Regions from separate parts of the Homo sapiens genome. Here region 1 is linked to region 2. The links are chromatin loops, found by intact Hi-C in ENCODE. Cell type or tissue: PC-3. All regions are shown on one strand. Each heading gives the region's core, and the rest is flanking DNA. Links, peaks and the distances in the headings are about the cores only. Region 1 overlaps LINC00437 (long intergenic non-protein coding RNA 437). Region 2 overlaps LINC00571 (long intergenic non-protein coding RNA 571).

What was found. A loop is a pair of places that touch in the nucleus more often than their neighbours do. Peaks named below come from ENCODE experiments on the same cell type or tissue, not always from the same donor. Only the 100,000 strongest peaks of a DNase experiment are listed, where the experiment ranks them.
Region 1: a loop joins it to region 2, with 7 times the contacts of the local background. A loop is called at or near these places in 2 of 110 quality-filtered maps.

Annotation. Positions count from the first base shown.
Region 1 is chr13:38,576,235-38,587,673 of GRCh38, forward strand. The region is part of intron 2 of LINC00437 (long intergenic non-protein coding RNA 437); the gene reads right to left. It overlaps LINC00366 (long intergenic non-protein coding RNA 366), which reads left to right. Exons shown (of 4, transcript NR_046999.1): 2 at 424-468; 3 at 2,495-2,599; 4 at 2,974-3,282. Among named protein-coding and RNA genes, the nearest start is that of LINC00366, 14 kb to the left of the region's middle. In PC-3, for the core only: a CTCF peak has its summit at 6,097 (motif pointing left); no DNase peak of the experiment used is centred there; H3K27me3 peaks cover 880 bases.
Region 2 is chr13:38,072,060-38,083,498 of GRCh38, forward strand. The region is part of intron 3 of LINC00571 (long intergenic non-protein coding RNA 571); the gene reads right to left. Among named protein-coding and RNA genes, the nearest start is that of LINC00571, 65 kb to the right of the region's middle. In PC-3, for the core only: no CTCF peak of the experiment used is centred there; no DNase peak of the experiment used is centred there.

The sequences.
Region 1 (11,439 bases), core at 1,107-9,106, 500 kb after region 2:
CAGCGCTCATAGTGTAATATTATGACCCCCAAAGGGCCGTATTCCATGGAAGAAGCTTTGTATGTATTTGAGTGTATTCTCAGGGGCCTACTAGATATCAGGAAATGTATTAACTGGCCTTATCATTTCAAACAATTAAATGAAGGTAGAATAAAGAAGTGTTATTATGATAGTGGTAAGATCATAGTTAGAGAAGTCAAGAGTTTCAGAACCACCTAGACAACCATTCACTCAAGAACAATGCAGGTCCAGATGACAAAACAACTAAATTTTTATTATTTGCTGAACAGCAGCCCCACATACCAATGCTGAGATTTGAAGAGCTAAGCTGCTAGGATGCACCCTGGGAAAAGGCTTGTGCAATGCAGTCCTAGAAAAACTAAAACCAAAGCTGGACAAATGATCTTCTTTGTCTATTCACAGCTCAAATCCTATAAAAGACTATATCCAAGAGTACCAGAAAAACAGGTAAGTGGATGTGTTTAGTTAGTATAGATATATTAATAATTCTCCTTATAAAATTTTATTCTTAGAAAATATAGTCAATCAGCCCATGTTCTGACATCTAGATCTCTTCTTGGTGAAATTAGGCAGGTAGGAAGACAAAAGGGGTTAAGTGAGGAGAAAGGTGTATAGAATTCCTTTCCTAGAAACCAATATTCCCTGGGATGTTGTTTGTATATGGTTAACTAGGAACACAGCTATTCCACTCAAGTAAGATCAATGGAATATAGTACTAGAGAAGTCCCACTGAAAACTTTCTGTCACTTTCGCTTTCTGTCTATATATCTTCTTGGGACTAGTAAGATACAGACATACACACATCTTCTCCAACAGTTATGAATGACTCTTAATTATTTCCCCTGAAAGATTATCCAAAGGGTCAAGGAACAATATTCTTTTATTCCCTTTCTTTTTCTGTTGAATTCCATCTTCCTAAGAACTAAGGGGCATGTGGAGGTCAAAGCTTTAGAAAGAAAGTGGTATGTCAGCAGTTCCTGAAGAGGGCTCACGAGAGCTGTCCAATACTAGCAGAGCTGAAACCAGACCTCACCATGGCTCTTGGGTCCTGAGACCGGATAGCACTTACAGAGCTTTGGTTTTCTCCTTTGTAAAATAGGAAGGGTGTTGACTTTACGTCTATGATTTGTTACATCTCTTCAGCCAAAGTGATTCAACTGAGCCCCATTCTCTATCAGACCCTTTTCCCATGACCCACGTACTTATGCAGTGCTCAGAGAAAGCCTGAGCCCCATTCTCTATCAGACCCTTTTCCCATGAACCACGTACTTATGCAGTGCTCAGAGAAAGCCTGAGCCCCACAACAAACAAAACCGCAGTATGTTCTTTCTTTTCCATTGCTGGTCAAGAACATTTCCAATAAAGTGGAGATGGTGCATGAATAACAGGGGGTGACGTTCTGCAGTTCTGGAGGCTGGAATTCCTAGACCAGAGTGTCAGCACAGTCAACTTCTGGTGAGGGTCCTCTTCTGGGTTGCAGACTTCCAATTTCTCTTTGATTCCTCATGTAACAGAGAATGCTGAGTTGTTCCTATTCTAATTGTAATGTTGTAGTACTACGTTCTTTTATAACATTCAACTAAGTTCACAAAACATAATTTTATAATGACCGTTAAATCAGAGTTGAACCCATATGCTACAGCGCTAGCAACATGATACAGAGAAAAAGGTTCACCTTTCTTTAATAAGGTATCAGTACAAATGCTCTCCAGTTATTAAGTATATTTCTATCCTACAGAGAATTTAAAATCCCCCCAAAATTTTTCACCCTGAAAAATTAAAAATGTGTTCAAAAATAGATTTTTTTTCTGTCACTGGAATACTTGAAGCTCCTTTAGAGTATTTCAACCCCAAGTTTTTAGTGTAACTATCCCATTTTCCAAAGCTAACAAAAGTCAGTCATCATTTTTATAAATTGTTGCTCCATCAAAACAAAGTTCAGTTCTAAATGGGAGAATTTTAAATTTTATTATATTAGGGTAACCTTTTTCACAGCATCAATATAATGTAGTAATAAACTGTTTTCTTACTATGTCAGTGAGAACAGGTTTGAGAATCCAACAGATTTCTATTGGTACAAGGAAAACTAATCTCCTATCAAAGGATCAGTCAATTAAATGTCCTTGCAAGGGAGTCTTCTGACCATGCATTAGGGTTGCATTAGGCTGCACCATATCATCGTGAGACAGTCATCATGCGTATTTTAATTTTTCTCCTTGAGGATTTCCACTCAACTTCTTGTGCCTAACATGTGTGATTCTAAATTGAACCAATGGTTATAAGTTGTTTATTTCAAGTAGCATTTATAGATTTGGCAAAAACACTGAACTTAGTAGGTTGCTAATTAATTAAAGCTAATTGCTCTTACCCCTTAACTGTTTAGGTGATTGTAAATTAATTTCCTTTAATTGTTGCTAATCCACTATTTGGATAATTGTCTATACATATGTTCAATGTGTTTCCTATTTTATAGCATAGGAGCTGAATTTCCTACATTCGAACTACCACTCTTTACTTGATCTTAGCCAAAAGGCTTAGAGATGATCTCTCCAAACCGCTCTTGTCAGAATCTGCCTGGGTGAGCCTTTTTGAAATATATCTCCTCGGCTCCTTCTCTCCTCTAGACACCAACCGTTTATTCTTAAGGCCTGGGCCCAAAGCTCTCATCTGTTCTGTATTCTGTTATTTAATATCCACAAGGCTTCATTGCTAAATATTCTACTTGTTCCCTACCATCAAGTTGTTGTTGTCATTGTTGTTATTGTTGTTTGAGATGGAGTCTCATTGTGTCGCCCAGGCTGGAGTGCTGTGGCATGATCTCCGCTCACTGTAACCTCCGCCTCCAGGATTCAAGCCATCCTCCCACCTCAGCCTCCTGAGTAGTTGGGATTACAGGCATGCACCACCATAGCTGGCTAATTTTTTTTTTTTTTTTTTTTGTATTTTTACTAGAGACAGGGTTTCACCATGTTGGACAGGCTGATCTCAAACTCCTGACCTCAAGTTGTCCACCTGCTTCAGCCTCCCAAAGTGCTGGGGTTACAAAGGTGAGCCACCGCACCTGGGCCCCTGCCATCTTCTTTACCTTCTTTTTACTCTCTCAATGTATAGTTTTCTCCTTTCTAATTATTCGTAATAGGAATGTTTCATAATCTACAAATAGTGATTCTGTTATGGTTTGGATATTTGACTTCTTCGTACCTCATGTTGAAATTTGATCCCCAGTGTTGGAGGTGACGCCTGCGTGGAGGTGTTTGGGTCATGGAAGTGGATCCCTCATGAATGGGAGTGAGTTCTCGATGTATTAGTTCCCTCCAGAGCTGGTAGTTAAAAAAGAGCTTGGCACCTCCCATCTCTCTTGCTTCCTGTCATGCCATGGAAGCAGCCTGGGGCTTTCATCAAATGCCCAATCTTCTAGCCAGCAGAATCGTAAGCCAAATAGACCTCTGACCTTTATAAATTACCCAGTTGCAGGTATTCCTTTATAGCAACACTAAATGGACTAAGACAAATACTCAGCATTAAAAAAAGTGACATGTCAGTAAATCCAAACATATCATATCATGGGTAAAGCCTTACTACAAAATGCAATGATAATATAGAATAATCAAGGGCCAGCATGCATGGTTTACACAATAAGTGCTGTCAAAGAAAAAAAGCTGTGCATGGTGGTGCATGCCTGAAGTCCCAGCTACTCCAGAGGCAGAGGTAGGAGGATGACTTGAGCCCAAGAGTTCTAGGCTGCAGGGAGTTATGATGGTGCTACTGCACTTCAGCCTGGGTGACAGAGAGAGACCCTGTCTCTAAAAAACAAACAAACAAAAAATTTCCCAAAGAAAAAGAAAAAGAAGAGATACATGTTGGGAGGTTAAATGTCATTAACATTATTTTCTTCATGGCCTTTGCAGCAACATGGATGGAACTGAGGCCGTAATCCTAAGCGAATTAACACATGAAAAGAAAACAAAATACCACATGTTCTCACTTGTAAGTGGGAGATAAACACTGAGTATACATGGTGTGTTAGTCAGGGTTCTCTAGAGGGACAGAACTAATAAGAGATAGAGAGAGGGAGATAGATAGATAGATAGATGATAGATAGATAGATAGATAATAGATAGATAGAAAGAAAGAAAAGTATTAAGTAGAAAAGGGGTTTATTAAGTATTAACTTACACAAAAATGAGGTCCCACAATCTACTGTCTGCAAGCTGAGGAGCAAGGAGAGTCAGTCCGAGTCTCAAAACTGAAGAACTTGGAGTCCGATGTTGGAGGGCAGGAAGTATCCAGCACGGGAGAAAGATGTAGGCTGGGAGGCTAGGCAAGTCTCGCCTTTGAGGTTTTTCTGCCTCCTTTATATTCTTGGAGAGCTGATTAGATTCTGCCCACCAGATTAGGGATGGGCCTGCCTTCCCCAGCCCACTGACTCAAATGTTAATCTCCTTTGGCAACACCCTCACAGACACACCCAGGATCAATACTTTGTATCCTTTAATCCAATCAGGTTGACCATCACACATGGACACAAAGAAGGGAACAATAGACACTGGGGTCTATTTGAGGTAGAGACTGAGAGGATGGTGAGGATTGAAAACCACCTATTGGGTATTATGCCGATTTCCTGGATGACACAATTATTTGTACACCAAACCCCTGAGACATGCAATTTACCCCTGTACCAATACTGCACAGGTACCGCTTGATCCTAAAGTAAAAGTTGGAATGAAAAAAATAATAATAATAAATGTTTTTACAAGTGAAAAAAATCCATCATTCTTTGTAGAAAAATGCCAATTTTCATTTTTTAAAACTTCTATAAACTAAACTTAAAGCAGACATACATGCACATTAATTTATGCATTATGTCATAACAATATTGCTGATTTAGTTCTCTTTTTCATCTTTAACTTAACATGTGAACTGATTTTAAATATACAAAGATGAAATATTATTAACTATCAAGAATCTGATTTACAGAGGATTCACGACAGATTAACCTAAAACTCATTAATCTAAATAAAAGAGAACTATAATGTATTTTTCCCCAGGAAAGCAATAGTAGTTAATAGAAATACGTCCAAAGTATTTCATACATTCATGAGCCAAATGTGCATGGAGGGAAGCTGATAGAGAGATCTATAAGGAACCAGAGACTTGTCTTTTAAAAAACTGTAGATCTGAGAATAACAATCAGATAAAATATAATTTAAAGGTTCCAAGAAGCCCTGATTTTATACCTTAATGAGATGATTGTAAGCCAGATATTTTTTAAACTTCTCAAAGATTTTCAAATTGCTGCCTGTGGAATATGTTATTATATTAAAATCTAGGAACCATTCCAACTACTTTAACAACATTTTTAAGTAAATAAAAGATTTGGAAATTGTATTACCCATGTTATTTACAATTATATGTGAATAAAGGAAAAGAATCATGTTGATTTCTACATACCTTCTGTATATCTATTCAAATTTGAAAGAGAACAGCAAAATCCCACACCTAATGGGCCTCTCTCCTTATTTAGGAGAAATAATTACAAATTTCTCTTCCATCAATATAGAACTTCCATGAAATGTTCTAGCAGTTGGGCTGCCCCACAAGGTAACTTCCACAAATCGTTTGCATCAAATCTGACTTTAGCAGCTTCCTTAGGCAAATTCAGCTGGTATATTTTATCAGGTAAAATGTATAATGTGTGCCTATATGTATATTCCACGTCTATCCACATTTATCACCTCTATATCAATTTAGTTTTGCAGTGTGAGAATGTGATAACATTTCCACATTAATCTTCACTTAAATAGAGTTTCTTTGGGCTTTTGCTGTATAAACCAATGTTCTTACTGCCTTTGTGTTTGGCAGTTATAAATATTTCATAAAGCATAATATAGCTCGGCTGCTTTTTATTTTACAGGAGTAGCAGTTAGGACTGTTAGTTCAGCATATGTCATTAACATTTTCATATCTTGGAACTGGAGCCCATTTATTAAGTATAAAGGTCCACATAGCTTGGAGAAGAATAAAGACAACTGAGTTCACCATATCTGTAGCTTTAAATATTGAAGCATAGTGCCATCTGGCGGGAGAAAGAAATTTAGAGGAGAGATATGAAGCACAGTGTCCCCACAGATCACAGGACACTGGGGAAAAGACAAGCTCAGATACACAAAGCAGAGATAAGGTGTCCCTCCTTTATTATAATTTTCTTCAATTTTTATTTTAGAATCAGGGGGTGCATGTGCAGGTTTGTTGCAAAGGTATATTGACTGTTGCTGAGGTTTGGAGTACAAATGAATGTGTCACCCAGGCTGTGAGCATAGTACCCAGCGTTAGTTTATCAACTCTTGCCCAACCCCCCTTCCGCCCTCTTCTTATATTTCCAGGTGTCTCTTGTTTCCATCTTTATGTCTATATGTGCCCAATGTTTAGCCCTCAAATTTCAGTTGTGAATAAGGACACAGTGCTCAGGGGAGAGTTAAGGCCTTGCTGCAGGACTGTAGCAAGCCAGGCGCTCACTAAGGTATCTCAGATAGGAGAAATGGTCAGATCCTCTCAATCTACATGTCTTGTTTCATTCATTCACTTTTCATTCATTCTTTCATCTCTCTGTTCATTTAACATCTATCTGCTGAGCACCATTCTAAGTGCTGAGGATACAGCTATGAATAAAGCAGACAACATCCTTGGCATCATGAAGTGTACATTCTGGTGGAAGGACATAGACTATAAACCAATGTATCAAGTGACATGTTAAATGCTCTGGAGAAATAATTAAGCAGAGTATGACACTTGAGGGTTGTCTCCGGGAAGGGTAGAGAAGAGGTGCTATCTCCTGTAAAGTGGCCAGGGAAGACCGCTCTAATTTTGTGACATTCAAGCAGCTAACTGGGTCAAATGTAAGAGCAAACCATGAAGATACCTGAGAGAAGAGCATCTCAAGCAGGAAGAAGAAAAAAACGCCAAGGCTCTGAGAAAAGTGCCTGGATTTTCAAGGAACAGGTGACTATGGTAGGGTAGAGTGAGCGAGGGGAAGGCTCAGATTAGGAGAGGTTGGAGGAGGGGGCAGGACAGATTATGTCCGGCTGTTGGCACATTGTTTACCCATCCCAGAGACAATGCCTCCAAGCATGCATGTGTAGACCCCACAGAAGAGAGTGCTTACTACTTTCAACTGAAAGAGGGCAAGAGAAATTCACCTCATTTATACATTAAGTAAATATTCATGGGTGCCTATTATTTGCTATTCTTTGTGCAGAATGCTGAAAACATGTAGATAAATATGATGTTCTCAATTATGTCAGCCTAATGGGGGAGATAAGTAAAATAACAACTAGAATAAACTACCACAAATACCATAGAAATATTATGGGCTATATATTTATGGGGCCATAACATAATAACTTTAGGTAAAATTCATGACAGTCTTCTGAAAAAATATGAGATTAAGATGTATCTTAATGACTGAGGTGTGCCGGGCACAGTGGCTCATGCCTGTAATCCCAGCACTATGGGAGGCAGAGGCGGGAGGATTGCTGGAGGTCAGGAGTTTGAGACCAGCCTGGCCACAATGGTGAAACCCTGTCTCTACTAATACAAAAATTAGCAGGGCGTGGTGGTGTGCACCTGTAATCCTCTCTACTCGGGAGGCTGAGGCACAAGAATCACTTGAACCTGGGTGGCGGTGGTTGCAATGAGCTGAGATTGTACCACTGCACTCCAGCCTGGGTGACAGAGCAAGACTTTGTCTTAAAAAAAACAAAAAAACAGACTGAGGTGTATCTTAAAGACAGAAAGAAAAAAGAAAAATACCATTCTGACAAGAGGGAACATTATATTCAATGATGTTAACATTTCTGATATGTTTGATAGCGTGCCAGGTACTGTTCAATGTGCTTCAATAGATTAACTTATTTCATCTTCACAACAACCTTATAACCATTACTAGTTTCATTTTATATATGAAGAAACTGAGGCTCAGAGATATTAAGGAATTAACCCAAGTGTATTGAATTCTTGTCATGGAACTGGGATTTGCACACTGGCAGCTTGGATTCAGAGTTTCTGTTATAATCCACATGTAATTTTACCTTAGTAACAGACTCTGAGATACAACAGATGACATGTTTCTAAGAAAGGCAAGAAGTGTACTTAAATAAAGAAAAAACATGAAATAGTAGAGAGAGTGGGGATCGAAACAAGCAAAGATAGACAAATGACAAACTTGTAAAACTATTTTCTACAAATATCCAATGATCTTGGGAGTTCTTCTGTCCTACTTTAATATGGTACTCAAATTCCCATGGTGATTTGTATGGGGCCATGCCCATACTACACTTAGAAGGTACCTAGTTGCATCCTTTCAAGAGGCCAGTAGAGAGAGGGCTGGAGGTGCTGCTCTTAGTTCCCCGCCTATATGACAGGGAAGAGATCCAGAGCTGCCTGCATGCTACGGCAGGAGCCAAGAAAGAGATAACAGTGGCCTTCGATTGAGAGAAGGTGGAGTCCAGGCAAGAAAGGTATGGAAGTCAGGACCAACATAAGGGGCTAAGAATGGGACCAAAGATACCAGTGATGGATGCAGTTCCCAAGGACATGTGAGTCCTAGTAGAGCGGCAGCACATGCTGTCAGAACAGAGACCAACAGAAAAGCCCATGTGAGAGATACATCTCAGTAGTAAGAGAAATGATGACACAGACACTTCACAGCAGCTACCACAGTGCTTCCCAACGTTTTTTCCTTCCCCAGAAAGGAGAAGGGAAAGCCCTTTAGAAGAGAGTCCTGAGTTATTAACAACGTATGTGAAAAATGATTTTAAGTAGAAAAAGATGTATTTAATTTAAGTGACCAGATGGCCTTTTCTGCCATCTGTGCAAATTTAACTCATGAGAATGTTAAATTTCTGAGTTAAACACTTGAGTTGCTGTGTAAATTTTAGGTTGACTTCTCATCTATGGTATCTTCTCATGAGAAGCAATAGAAAGAAAACTGTTGTATAGTATCACCGAGAATGGGTAGTACTCAAATAAATATTTTATAATAAAATCATACATTGAGAGTAGTGTGTGTGTGTGTGTGTGTGTGTGTGTGTGTGTGTGTGTGTTTGGTAAAACTTCAGCAAGGTAATATGTTATTGTGCTTTCATATAAATTCTATTTAGAACCAATACATCATTTAATTTATTTTAGCTTCATTTGAACAAGTTGTCAAACTTGAATCTGATTTTTTAAACCACACTGCCATTTACTGGAAAAACACAAAATGATTAAGAACCTGTAGTCTAGAACCAAATTCTGTGTGTCCTCCATTTTGGAATCCTCCAAAAATCCTAGCACCTCCATTTTTCTATATATGTGACTTCGGTGAAGCTAATTTCTCTTTGTTTCAGTTTCCTCATTTGTAAAACAGAAATAATAATACCTACCGCATGCAGTTCTTAAATGGATTCGATATATTAATATTATTAAAGGGCTTGCAGTAGTGCCTGGTATATATTGAACTACATTAAGTTGTAGCTATTGTTAATATATCTTTAAGGATGTCTTACTCAAGAGATCTTTTTAAAACATAAACAGACTAGGGTCTTGAATAACAAGTATAATCACCAGTGATCAATATTACCCAGTTAAATTAGCTCTATGGAACAACAGTGATATATCAATGATATTAAATTTATAAGCCTCTAAACATGATTTACTATTCTTCTTTATTTTTATCTTGCTGCTTTTCCAATGCCTGGAATAGCTGAGATGTCATATTGCTTCCTTATTCTGATATTTACAGAAACAATCCCCAGTAGAGAATGTATTAATACATTACCCAATCTTTAAATGTATTTTATATCTCTGATATTTACACTGACGATTTGCTTTTCAAGTTTTCATCTTACAAGCTTTCTCAATGAGAATGCAATACAAGATTAAAAGAGAAATCGTTGAAAATACAATTTCTTTTTTTTTTAATAAAGAAAAAAGGTTTAATTGACTCACAGTTCCACATGGCTGGGGAGGCCTCAGGAAACTTACAATCATAATGGAAGGCACTTCTTCACAGGGCAGCAGGAGAGAGAATGAGAGTTGAGCAAAAAGGAAAGCCCTTTATAAAACCATCAGATCTCATGAGAACTCACCCACTATCACAAGAATAGTAGGGGGAAAACCACCCTCATGATTTAATTATCTCCACCTGGTCTGGCCCTTGACATGTGGGGATTATTACAATTGAAGGTGGGATTTGGGTGGGGACACAGAGCCAAACCAGATAAAATATTTTTAGTTATACAAAAGTTTTGAATGAGAATGAAAATGGCTTATTTGTGTTTCCTTGGCTTTAACCACATGCTGATTGTACTTCAGGAAGAGTCTCTAAAATTGTAAAAAAGAAACTTCAAAAACACGCTCAAATGGTTTCTACTCTGCCAAAATTGCTGGGCTTTAGATTATCCAAAATGAAACTTGCATTTCTGGCCATGGATGATTTGACTGAGGATTCATGCCTTCATTGCCTAAGGCAATTACAGATGGATTTGGTACTAGAGAAGACATCCACTTCCACCTAGTCTGTTTGAAACCCCATGCAATAGGAGGGCCTCTTGTGAACAAATCAAATCCTCTTTTTAAGGAAATAAAAATTATCGATGAAAATGGAGATACGTCTCCTTTGGTCTGGCCATTATGCGAAATAAAACTCAGTAAACTTATCACCTGTTCAAGGTAGCACTTATTTGCTCCCTTGTAGCTGTCAGATAGCTGCACAAAATTTAAAAAATATATTTTACTGAGGTTTTCTAGTTTTTCCCAGTGTGAAGAAATGGCCTGTAACAAGCTAGTCTTAACACTACCAGCAATGGACATTCTGTCATAGGTGTTTGTTTTTTAAGTAAAAAAAAAAAAAAAAAAAAAAAAAAGAAAGTAAAATGATACAAAATTGAAATCCAGCTTTGTCATCTGTTAAGTTCGAAAATTTTTGTGTATTTCTTAGTAAATCCTCCAGTTTATTTGTTTAATCAGGATAAAATTACAACATTTTACATATCATATTTTATTATGTCTTGATTCTTTAATATAACATATATTCACATTTTATACTTATTTACTGTATTCATCTTTTCTTTAAGGTCCTTTGAAATTTCATATTTTTTTATTTTTTATTTTTTATTTTTTTGAGATGAGGGCTTGCTATGTTGCCCAAGGCTGATCTCAAACTCCCGGGGTCAAACACTCCTCTTGCCTCAGCTCTTGAGTAGCTGAGACTAGAGGAGTGCACCACCATGCCTGGCTCCATACAAATATTATAGCTGTCAATTTTTTTGAAAATATCTTTGCAACTTTACTTGGAATCACTTGAATGTACACATTGATTAAAATAGAGGTGATTTTCTGAGAATACAATTTCTAAATAGAAAATGGGAGGATTATGAA
Region 2 (11,439 bases), core at 1,219-9,218:
TTATTGAAGTTCTCAAATCTGTACTTTAATAACTTTCTTCAGCTTTGGAGAATATTTGGTGACTTTCCGTATTTCTTCTGTCATATTATTTTCCTCTTTTCTCATTTTAGAACTTAATTAACATATATTAAATTTTCTCATTGTATCTTATATAAGCTCTTACACTCTGTTCTAAACAATCTATGGAATTTTTCTCTACAAGGATTCTGGATTTTTTTGACTTTCTTGTCTTCCAGTTTATTAATCAATTAGTCAACACTTCTATTTCATTTAATCTTCTATTAAAAACAACTATTAACTGAAATTAAGAAGATTATCTACTTAGATTCTTAGAATCCCACCCTATATTTCAAATAATGGCAAAAAAAAAAGAAGGGAAAACCAACTGTGAGTCACACTAATTATGCTTTGTAAATTTTTTGTATTTTTAATGTTTTCACATATTAGGGTCTTGCTGATCCTGGACAGACTGCTTCTCCCAAGATTTATCAATTCCCAAAGATACAAAGAACTCACATGCAAACATGCTTTTCAAAGGCAAACTAAACTAACCCAGAACCCATATCCCCAACCACATTTTAAAATCATGCTCTCACAGTCTGGGCCATGATTTCCTTGCCCTAATTACCCCAGAGCCAGATACCAGACAACTAGGAAGAGCTCCTACACAATGGAGCCTGCCAAAATTGCTCAAACTAGCCAATTCTAAGCCTGCTTACACTACCTTGCCCATTTCTTCCTGCAAAAACCACAATAAAAGCTCTTGCCTGCATTTTCAGCACAGTCCATCTTCCTCCTGACCAACCTTGGTGCTTTTCCATGTGTCTCCCCCATAGTGTCATGTGTCCCTTTCCCTTTGGATCTGGAGTTATAATAACCTTTGGCAGTTGTCTCCTGGTCTTTTGGTCTCATCATACCTAGGCAAATAAATAAAACTTGCATTTTCATACATGTGTTGAGGTCATTTATCCACACATCTCTTCACATTAGAATCCTAACCTCTAGAGACCCAATTTCTCTGGCTCCACTCCTGTGAAAATAACAAAAGCTCTGGTATTGTCTATGCCCTCTAGAAGAAGGCTTCTGTCAGAGTACTTCAGACAGAAGTTCATCCACTTGCTGTTTTCTCATATTTGAAAAATGTGTCAAGAAAACAGAAGCTAGAGAAATTCTGTCTACCTCTACAGTCATTTCCAATGTTCTGCATTGTTATCTAATTTTTTTCCATGTACCTAAATCAAACATATAAGTCTATTACCATTTCTCCCATACACTTTAAATACTTGCCAATTGCAGAATCCAGGGTGTCATCTTCCATATAACCCCATTCCCATCTACCACATATGAAAATGTTAGTAAATCCAGCTTTTCAGGGGTTCTTAGGACCCACGATTATGACTAGCATTGGGATCCTTGTTGCCGTCTGATAGGTGAATAATGCAACTTCTGGATCCTATTCTCAGGATATATTATCTAGTCCTGTTTCAGCTTTCAGTTTACAGTATATATTTTCTCCTAATAAATGGCAATAGTTTGTTCCATTTATATTAATAATTGATGGTATCACAGATTTTCAGTTAAGAGAAATATACAGATCCTAATATTCACAGGTATGCTTGAGAAATTAATATGGAAGTCTTGTACATCTCATACTTATGACATATTCCTGCAATTTTCTTTATCCCTGTAGCATCACGTTGATATTTTTACTATGTGCAATTAATATTGAGATACATTTTGGCATTCTATCACAGTTTGCTGCACCAGGCAATTCATTAGCACTGGAAATTTGGTGTTCCTGAACATATTCAGTAGCCACTTTAAAATTAACATTTAAAATGTCTCCTTGCTACAGACAGGAAATATTATTCATTACATGATATTTTGCATTGATTGCACATCTTAACTTAAAGGGTGAGATTCCCCTGATAGATTATGGACATGGATCCTTGAAGTCTCAGCTTAAGAGCTAGGAAATGACACTCTGGTAGTTAGCCATTATTCTGCAAAATGTAACCTATACTTGGAACCAAGAGACATCATATAATGCTGCATTCCTGGTTGCTGGAATTCCAAGAAATTGCCCTTCTCAGAAAGATTTCCATTGACATATGTGGCTAATATATGCTTCTTGTCTCCACAACTTAATGCCCTTCTGGCTTTGAGTTTCTGGCTCCTGGTGGGAGATAATACCACGAGATGACATAATGTTTCACTAAACATAAAGCTGCAGTTGCTATATCTGGGTCTTCCCATGTTAATAGGCTGGTAGGAAAATAAATGAGTTATTTTACTGGAATAAATAATTTACTCAGTATGGGGGCGTAAGTTTACAGTTCGATAATGGGACAAGGCTGAGTATTCTGGAATGCGAAGTATTCATTGGGGTGAGTCTTGCTTCTTACATGACCACTGAAAAGTATAAATAGAAAATTGAGAAATTTTACCCCCAAAAATCATGGTAACCAGGGATGTGGATCATCCAGGGAAGAAAATCTGAATTGTTAATTCACAAGTCAGACCTTTCAGATAAACTAAAATTCTGGCTACTGTTGAGTAGAGAATGGGTGACATAAAACGGGCATAAAGATGATCAGTTCTATTAAGGTTGCTATATTTGCTGCCCATAATATATTAATAATTATTAGTGGAAACAAATGCTTTTAAATTCAGAGGAAAAAAAGGATACATAAGAACTGCAGAATGAGTATTATAATCACTTAATGAACTACAACATGCAAGACAGATGAAATGATTAACTCGGATGTGATTTAAATCTCTATTAATGCTGCCACCTAGTAAACATGATTTAAAATATCCAATAGCAGACACTTATTAAGAATCAATGTTTCTGCTGGACACTTTGCTGGTTTTTGTGGACATAAAGGTAACTTACACATCATTTCTTCTGTCACGTCGGAAACTGTGGCTAAATTTTTTTATGAATTTTATCCTTGCTGTCACATTTATTGACAGGAATTCAAATGGCAAGGAAGTACAGAAAAGACTGTCACTACAGTATTTACCTGGAACTCATGTTCTTTATGCTTTAGCAAAATGCATGATGATATTCAAGATATTTGACCATATAATTATTTCTTGTACAAACTGTTACAGCTACTACACCTGAAGCTGTCCTAGTATGAATGACTTTATCACTGAAGATAAACAGAAATATTTTGGTTTACAAATACTTCATATGTGAAATGAAATATATGAATAAGATGATTGTATCTAAACATTTTGGTTTCTCAAAACAAAGTCTGAGACAAAGATTTGACTACAGGTGGTTTATTTGTGATGCATTTTAAGAAGTAACATTAAGTGAGCAGACAGCGGAAGAAAGGGAAAAAGCAAAAGCACTTAAAGCATTTAAAGAATATGCTATCGGCCAGGCATGGTGGCTCATGCCTGTAATCCCAGCACTGGGATTCATGAAGAATGAGAAATGGTGAATGAATGAAACATCCATAAACTTTTCAAAGATACAACTCTAGGGTGCATATTCACTGTTCTGGAGGGTCCCCAGTGGATGAGTTTTCATAGAAATGGTCAAGTTGATAACATCCTTCCTTTCCTTCTTTTTTTTTTTTTTTTTTTTTCAGAGTTTTGCTCTTGTTGCCCAGGCTGGAGTGCAATGGAGCGATCTCGGCTCACTGCAATCTCTGCCTCCTGGGTTCAAGCGATTCCCCTGCCTCATCCTCCTGAGTAGCTGGGACTACAGGCATGAGCCACCATGCCTGGCTAATTTTGTATTTTTAATAGAGATGGGGTTTCTCCATGTTGGCCAGGCTGCTCTCAAACTCCCGACCTCGGGTGATCCACCTGCCTCAGCCTCCCCTTTGATCACATACAAAACCAACATAAGAAGGCTCCTACAGGTAAGCAGAAGAAGGTAGACTGGCTATGGACCTCAAGGCCCAAGACACTATACCGTGGTGAATTCTCTAGGATTTATTTTTGATTCATATATACCAAACTTGGAGTCAAAAAAACTGGCAGCCCAGAAACACCAACAGGCAAAGACAAGAAGACAAAAATCCCTGCTTTCTCTAGAGAAATGGCAGGTTATTAAGGCCACAGACTTTTAGTCAATAACCTCACTACTACAGCCTGATGCCACAGAAAGAAAAACATGAGCCTACCCCATCCCTACCTACACTGCTAAAGGTTGCATGGGGAGGTTACACAGCTACAGTTTAGAGGCTGTGACAAGGTGCTCTAACCCCAACAGAAGATTCTCAGAGAAAGCCAAGTAGAAAGCCAGGACGTACATTGCTACTGGCCAATAGTGAGTCAGCAACCCCATTCCCCGTATTAGTTGACACAACTGACATGAGCTTCTACCTTCACCCAGCAGCAATGAGAATCTCTCACCTCTTTCTGAAAGGGTGCTGACAGCACAGGCCAGGTGGAGAGTTAATATTTTCACCACTAACAGTAAAGAGGTCACCCCAACCACACTGTTAGTGGAGGCTTTATGGTGAGTAGGAACTCCTACACCCACCCACTCCCCTTCATGTGATTGCAGCAGCCAGTGGGGAAGATGGATTTCTACCTCTAGCTGGTGGTAACAAGGTGGCATCCCCAGCTTTATATGCAAGAATGGTGTCATAGAAAGTTATATCACAAGAAGAGCCACTGAAGAGATAGAGAAAACAGTCCTGAATCTCTGATACCACCCCTCTCCCACCCCCAGTAGCAGCAGCATGGTGCAAAGAATGGCTTTGGACACTGAGGAGGGAGGGAGAACACACCAGTTGTGAGGCATTGAACTCAGTGCTGTCCTGTAAGAAAGAAAGGAAAATCAGACCAATCTCAGCTGATGCCCACCCATGGTGCGAGTATTTAAACCAGCCCTAGCCAGGGGAAATCACTTATCCCAGCAGTCTGAACTTGAGTTCCCACAAACCTCATCACAGAGGGCTGTGTTACTCTACTCCCAGCATTAGGTAGCTCAGAACAGAGAGAGAGAGACTCTATTTGTTTGTGAGAAAGTAAAGGAAGAGAATAAGAGTCTCTGCCTGGTAATCCAGAGAATTCTCCCAGATCTTGTCCAATACTATCAACGCAGTACCTCTATGAGTCTGAAGAAGCCACAGCATGACTGGGCTTTGGTGCCCCCTGAAGCAAATACAGCTTGGATTACAACACCCAAGTGCTTTCAAATATCTGGAAAGCCTTCCTATGAAGGATGGCTACAAGTAAGTGCAGACAGTGATGACTACAATAAATACCTAACTCTTCAATGCCCAGACATCAAAGAACATGTACTAGCATCAACACCATCCAGAAAAACCTAACTTCACCAAATGAACTTAAGGAGGCACCAGAGACCAATCCTGGAGAAACAGAGATATGTCACCTTTCTGAAAGAGAATTAAAAATAGCTGTATTGAGGAAACTCAAAGAAATTCAATATAACAAAAAGAAGGAATTCAGAATTCTATCAGATAAATTTAATATAAGAATCAAAATAATTAAAAAGAATCAATCAGAAATTCTGGAGCTGAAAAATGTAATTGGTATACTGAAGAATGCTCCACAGTCTTTTAATAGTAGAATTGATTGAGCAGAAGAAAGGATTAGTGAACTTCAAGAAAGATTATTTGAATATGAACAGTAATAGGAGACAAAAGAAAAAAAATAAAAAACAATGAAGCACACCTAATGGATCTAGAAAATAGCCTCAAAAGGGCAAATCTAAGAGTTATCGGCATCAGAGAGGAGGTGGAGAAAGAGAGATGGATGGAAAGTTTATTCAAAGGGATAATAACAAAGGATGCGCCAAACCTAAAGAAAGATGCCAATATGCAAGTACAAGAAGGTTATAGAACACCAGAATATTTAACCCAATGAAGACCACCTCAAGGCATTTAATAATAAAACACCCAAAGTCAAAGATAAAGAATGGGTTCTAAAAGCAGCAGGAGGAAAGTAACAAATATCATACAATGGAACTCCCATGCATCTGGCACCAGACTTTTCAGTGGAAACCTTACAGGCCAAGAGACAGTGGCATGACATACTTGAAGCGCTGAAGGAAAAAACTATTATCCTAGAAGAGTATATCTGGCAAAAATATCCCTCAAACATGAAGGAGAAATAAAGACTTTTCCACACAAACAAAAGCTGAGAGTTTTCATCAACACCACACCTTTTCAACAAGAAATAGTAAAGGGAGTACTTCCATCAGAAAGAAAAGGACATTAATGAGCAGTAAGTAATCACCTGAAGGTACAAAACTTACTGTTAATAGCAAGTATGCAGGAAAACACAGAATATTATAACATTGGAACTGTAGTTTTATCCTTATCCTAAGTAGACAGACTAAATGATGAACCAATTGAAAATAATAATTGTAACAAATTTGCAAGATATGGTCAGTACAGTAAAATATAAAGAAACAACAAACAGTTAAAAAGCAAAGGGATGAAATTAAGATGCAGAATTCTTATTAGGGATTTTTTTTGGCTTGTTTCTTTGTTTCTTTATGCAAACAGTGCTAAGTTGTTATCAGGTTAACAAAATGGATTATAACGTAGTATTTGCAAGCCTCACAGTACCGTCAAACCAAAAAACATACAATAGAGACACAAAAAATAAAAAGCAAGAAACTAAAATTACATCCCTAGAGAAAAATTATGTTCACTAGAGGAAAGAAAGAAAAAAGTAAAAAACTTATAAAACAACCAGAATACAAGTAACAAAAAGGCAGAAGTAAGTCTCTACTTATCAATAATAATATTGAATGTAAATGGACTGAACTCTCCGATCAAAGGCATAGACTGGCTGAATAAATGAAAAGCAAGACCTATTGATCTGTTGCCTACAAGAAACACACTTCACCTATAATGACACACTAAACTGAAAATAGAGAAATAAAAAAAAAGATTTCATGACAATGGAAACTGAACAAGAGCAGAAGTCACTATACTTATAGCAGACAAAATAATTTTCAAGATAAAAACTGTAAGAGACAAAAAAGGTCACAATATAATAATAAAGGGGATAACTTAGTAAGAAGATATAACAATTTTAAATATATATGCACCCAACACTGGAGCACCTACATATATAAAGAAAATAGTATTAGAGCTAAACAGAGAGATAGGACCGAAAACAATAGTAGCTGGAGACTTCAACACCCCACTTTCAGCATTGGACAGATCTTCCAGATAGAAAATCAACAAAGAAACATCAGACTTAATCTGCACCGTAGACCAAATGGATCTAATAAATATTTACAGAACATTTCATTTGACATGCTTTTCCTCAGCACATGGATCATTCTAACAGACAGACTACCTGTTAGGTCACAAAACAAGTCTTAAAACATATAAAAATTGAAATAATATCAAACATCTTCTCTGACCACAATGGAATAAAACTAGAAATTCATAACAAGAAGGATTTTGGAAACTATACAAACACATAGAAATTAAGTAACATGCTCCTGAGTGACCAGTGGGTCAATAAAGAAATTAAAAATAAAATTTAAAAACATTATGAAGAAAATGATAATAGAAACACAATCTAACAACCTATGGAATACAACAAAAGCAGCACTAACAGGGAAGTTTGTAACTATTAGTGTCTACATTAAAAATAAGGAAAAATTTCAAATGAACAATCCAATGATTCATATTAAAGAATTAGAAAAGCAAGAGCAAACTAAACCCCAAATTAGTAAAAGAAATAATAAAGATCGCAGCAGAAATAAATCAAATTAAAATTTAAAAAATACTTTTTTGAAAAGTTGAGCAAAATTGACAAACCCTTAGCCAGACTAAGAAAAAGAGAGATGATCCAAATAAATTGAAAATGATAAAGGAGACATTACAACTGATACTACAAAATTTCAAAAGATCATTAGTGGTTAGTATGAGCAACTACATGCCAATACATTGGAAAATCTAGAAGAAATTCACAAATTCCTGGACACATACAACCTACTAAGATTGAACCATGAAGAAATTAAAAACCTAAATAGACAAATAGCAAGTAATGTGATCGCAGCTGTAGTAAAAAAGTCTCCCAGTAAAGGAAAGCCTGGGACCCGATGGCTTCACCACTGAATTGTACCAAACGTTTGAAGAAGAACTAATACCAGTGCTACTCAAGGTATTCCAGAAAATAGAGGAGGAGAGAATACTTCCAAACTCATTATGAGGCCTGTGTTACCCTGATACCAAAACAAGGCAAAGACACATCAGAAAAAGGAAAACTTCAGCAAACTGACACAAGAATAGAAAACCAAACACAGCAGGTTCTCACTTATAAGTGGGAGCTGAACAATGGGAACACATGGACACAGCGAGGGGAAAAACACATACTGGGGCCTGTTGGGGGATGGGATGAGAGGAGGGATTGCATTAGGAAAAATAGACAATGAATGGTGGGCTTAATATCTAGGTGATGGGTTGATAGGTGCAGCAAACCAGTAATGTCACACGTTTACCTATGTAACAAACCTGTACATCTTGCGCATATACCCCAGAACTTAAAATAAAAATCAAAATAAAGAAAAAAATGAAACTACAGGCCAATAGTTTTGATAAATCTTAATGCAAAAATCCTCAACCAAATAGTAGCAAACTGAATTCAACAATACATTAGAAAGGTCATTCATTATGACCAAGTAAGATTTACTCCCTGTGATATAAGGATGGTTCAACAAATAGAAATCAATCAGTGTGATACATCATATCAGCAGAATGAAGAATAAAAACCATATGATTATTTCATTCATGCTAAAAAAGCAATGAATAAAATCCAACACCCCTTCATGATAAAATCCCTTAAAAAATGGGGATAGAAAAACATACTTCAACATAATAAAAACCACATAATATCATACTGAATGGGAAAAATTCAAAAGCCTTTCTTCTAAGATCTGCCATTGTCACCACTGTTATTCAGCATAGCACTGGAAGCCCTAGTATGAGCAATCAGACAAGAGAAAGATATAAACATCATCCAAATTTGAAAGAAAAATGTCCAATTATTCTTGTTTGCAGATGATATAATCATGTAATTGGAAAAACCTAATGATCCAATAAAAAGCTATTAGAACTGATAAAAAAATTAGTAAAGTTGCAGGGCACAAAATCAATGTACAAAAATTAGTAGCATTTCTATATGGCAACAGTTAACAATATAAAAAATTTAAAAAGCAATTATATTTATATTAGCCACACAAATCCAGAATACCCAAGGCTATCTCAAACAAAAAGTATAAAACTGAAGGAGTCACATTCCCTGACTTTACATTATACTACAGAGCTTTTGTAACCAAAACAGCATGGTACTGGTATAAAAGCAGACTAATGGAACAGAATATAGAACACAGAAACAAATCCACACACCTATAGTGAACTCATTTGTGACAAAGGTGCCAAGAACATATGCCCAAGAAAAGACTCTCTTAAATCTCTTAAATAAATGGTGCTGGAAGAGCTGGACATCCATATGAAGAATAAAACTAGACATATACAAAAATCAAACCCAAACATATACAAAAATCAAACCAAAATTGAATAAAAACTTAAATCTAAGACCTCAAACTATGAAACTACTACAAGAAAACATTGGGGGAAAATATCCAGGACATTGACCTGGATGCTTTTTAGATGTTCTTCAAAAACATTTCCTTGGGAATACCCTACAAACACAGGCAGCCAAAGCAAAAATGAACAAATGGGATCACATCAAGTTAAAAAGCCCCTGAACAGCAAGGATACAGTCAACAAAGTGGAGAGACAACCCACAGGATGGAGGAAAATATTTGCAAACTACCCATCTGACAAAGGATAAGTAACCAGCATATATAAGAGGCTCAAACAATTATATGGGAAAAAAATCTAATAATCTGATAAAAAAAATTGGGGAAAAGGTTTGAATAGACATTTCTGAGAAAAAGATCTACAAATGGCAAACAGGCATATGAAAAGGTACTCAACATCATTGATCATCAGAGAAATGCAAATCAAAACTACAATGAAATATCATCTGACCCCAGTTAAAATGGTTTATGTCCAAAAGATGGGCAATAATAAATGCTGGCAAGGATGTGGAAAAAAGGGAACCCCCATATATTGTTGGAATGTAAATTGGTACAACCACTATGGGAAACAGTTTGGAGGTTTTTCAAAAAACTAAAAATTGAGCTACTATACAATCTAGCAATCATTCTGCTGGGAATATATGCAAAAGAAAGGAAATCAGTATATTAAAGAGATATCTGCTTTCCAGTTTGTTGCAGCATGGTTTACAATAGTTAATATTTGGTAGCAACCTAAGCTTTCATTATCAGATGAAGGGATAAAAAATGTGGTACATATACACAATGGAGTATTATATAGCCATAAAAAAGAATAAGATCCAATCATTTGCAGCAACATTGATGGAACTGGAGATTATTATATTAAGGAAAATAAGCCAGACACAGAAAGAATATTATCACATGTTCTCACTTATTGGTAGGATCTAAAAATCGAAACAACTAAACTCATGAACATAGAGAGTTGGAAGGATGGTTATCAGAGGCTGGGAAAGATAGTAGGGGCCTAGTGGGAAGGTGGGGATGGTTAATGGGTACAAAACAAAATAGTTAAAAAGAATGAATAAGACCCACTGATTGATAGTACAACTGGAAGACCATAGTCAATAATGACTTTATTCTACATTTTAAAATAACTTTAAGAGTATAATTGGATTATTTGTAATTGAAAGAATAAATGCTTAAGGGAATGGATACATCCCCCCAAAAAGGAACAGAAAAATCTCAAACTGAATGAAAGTCAATAGATATCAACACTGAGATAACAGAAATATCAAAATTTTACAGCAGTGATTATATAAATGCTTCAATTAGCAATTATAAACACACTTACAACAAAGATACTCAGCAAAGAAATGAAAACACTAAAGAAAAAAATGAAAGTTATAAAGGAGGACCAAATGAATATATTAGATCTGAAAAATATAATAATTGAAATAAAAACTCAGTAGATGAACCCAAAAGCAGAATGGAGGCTACACACACAAAAAAAGAATCAGTGACCTAGATGATTAAACAATAAAAATTACATAGTCTGGATATCACAACAAAAACAGACTAAAATTTAAAAATTAACAGAGCCTCAGTAATCTGTGGGACTATAATAAAAGACATAACACTCATGTCATCAGAGTCACAGACAGAGACAAAACAGAAGATGGGACTGAAAAAGTACTTTAAAAAATGAAGAGAAATATTTCAATTGTTAAGATAAATAAATTTATAATTTCAAGAAACTGAACAAACTCCCAATAGGATAAACCTCCCAAATTCATACTAAGACACAAAATAATTAATCTTCTGAAAATAAAACCAATAAAAAAACTTGAAAGTAGCCAAAAAATGACACATTAGCTATCAGAGAAAAATAAATCAAG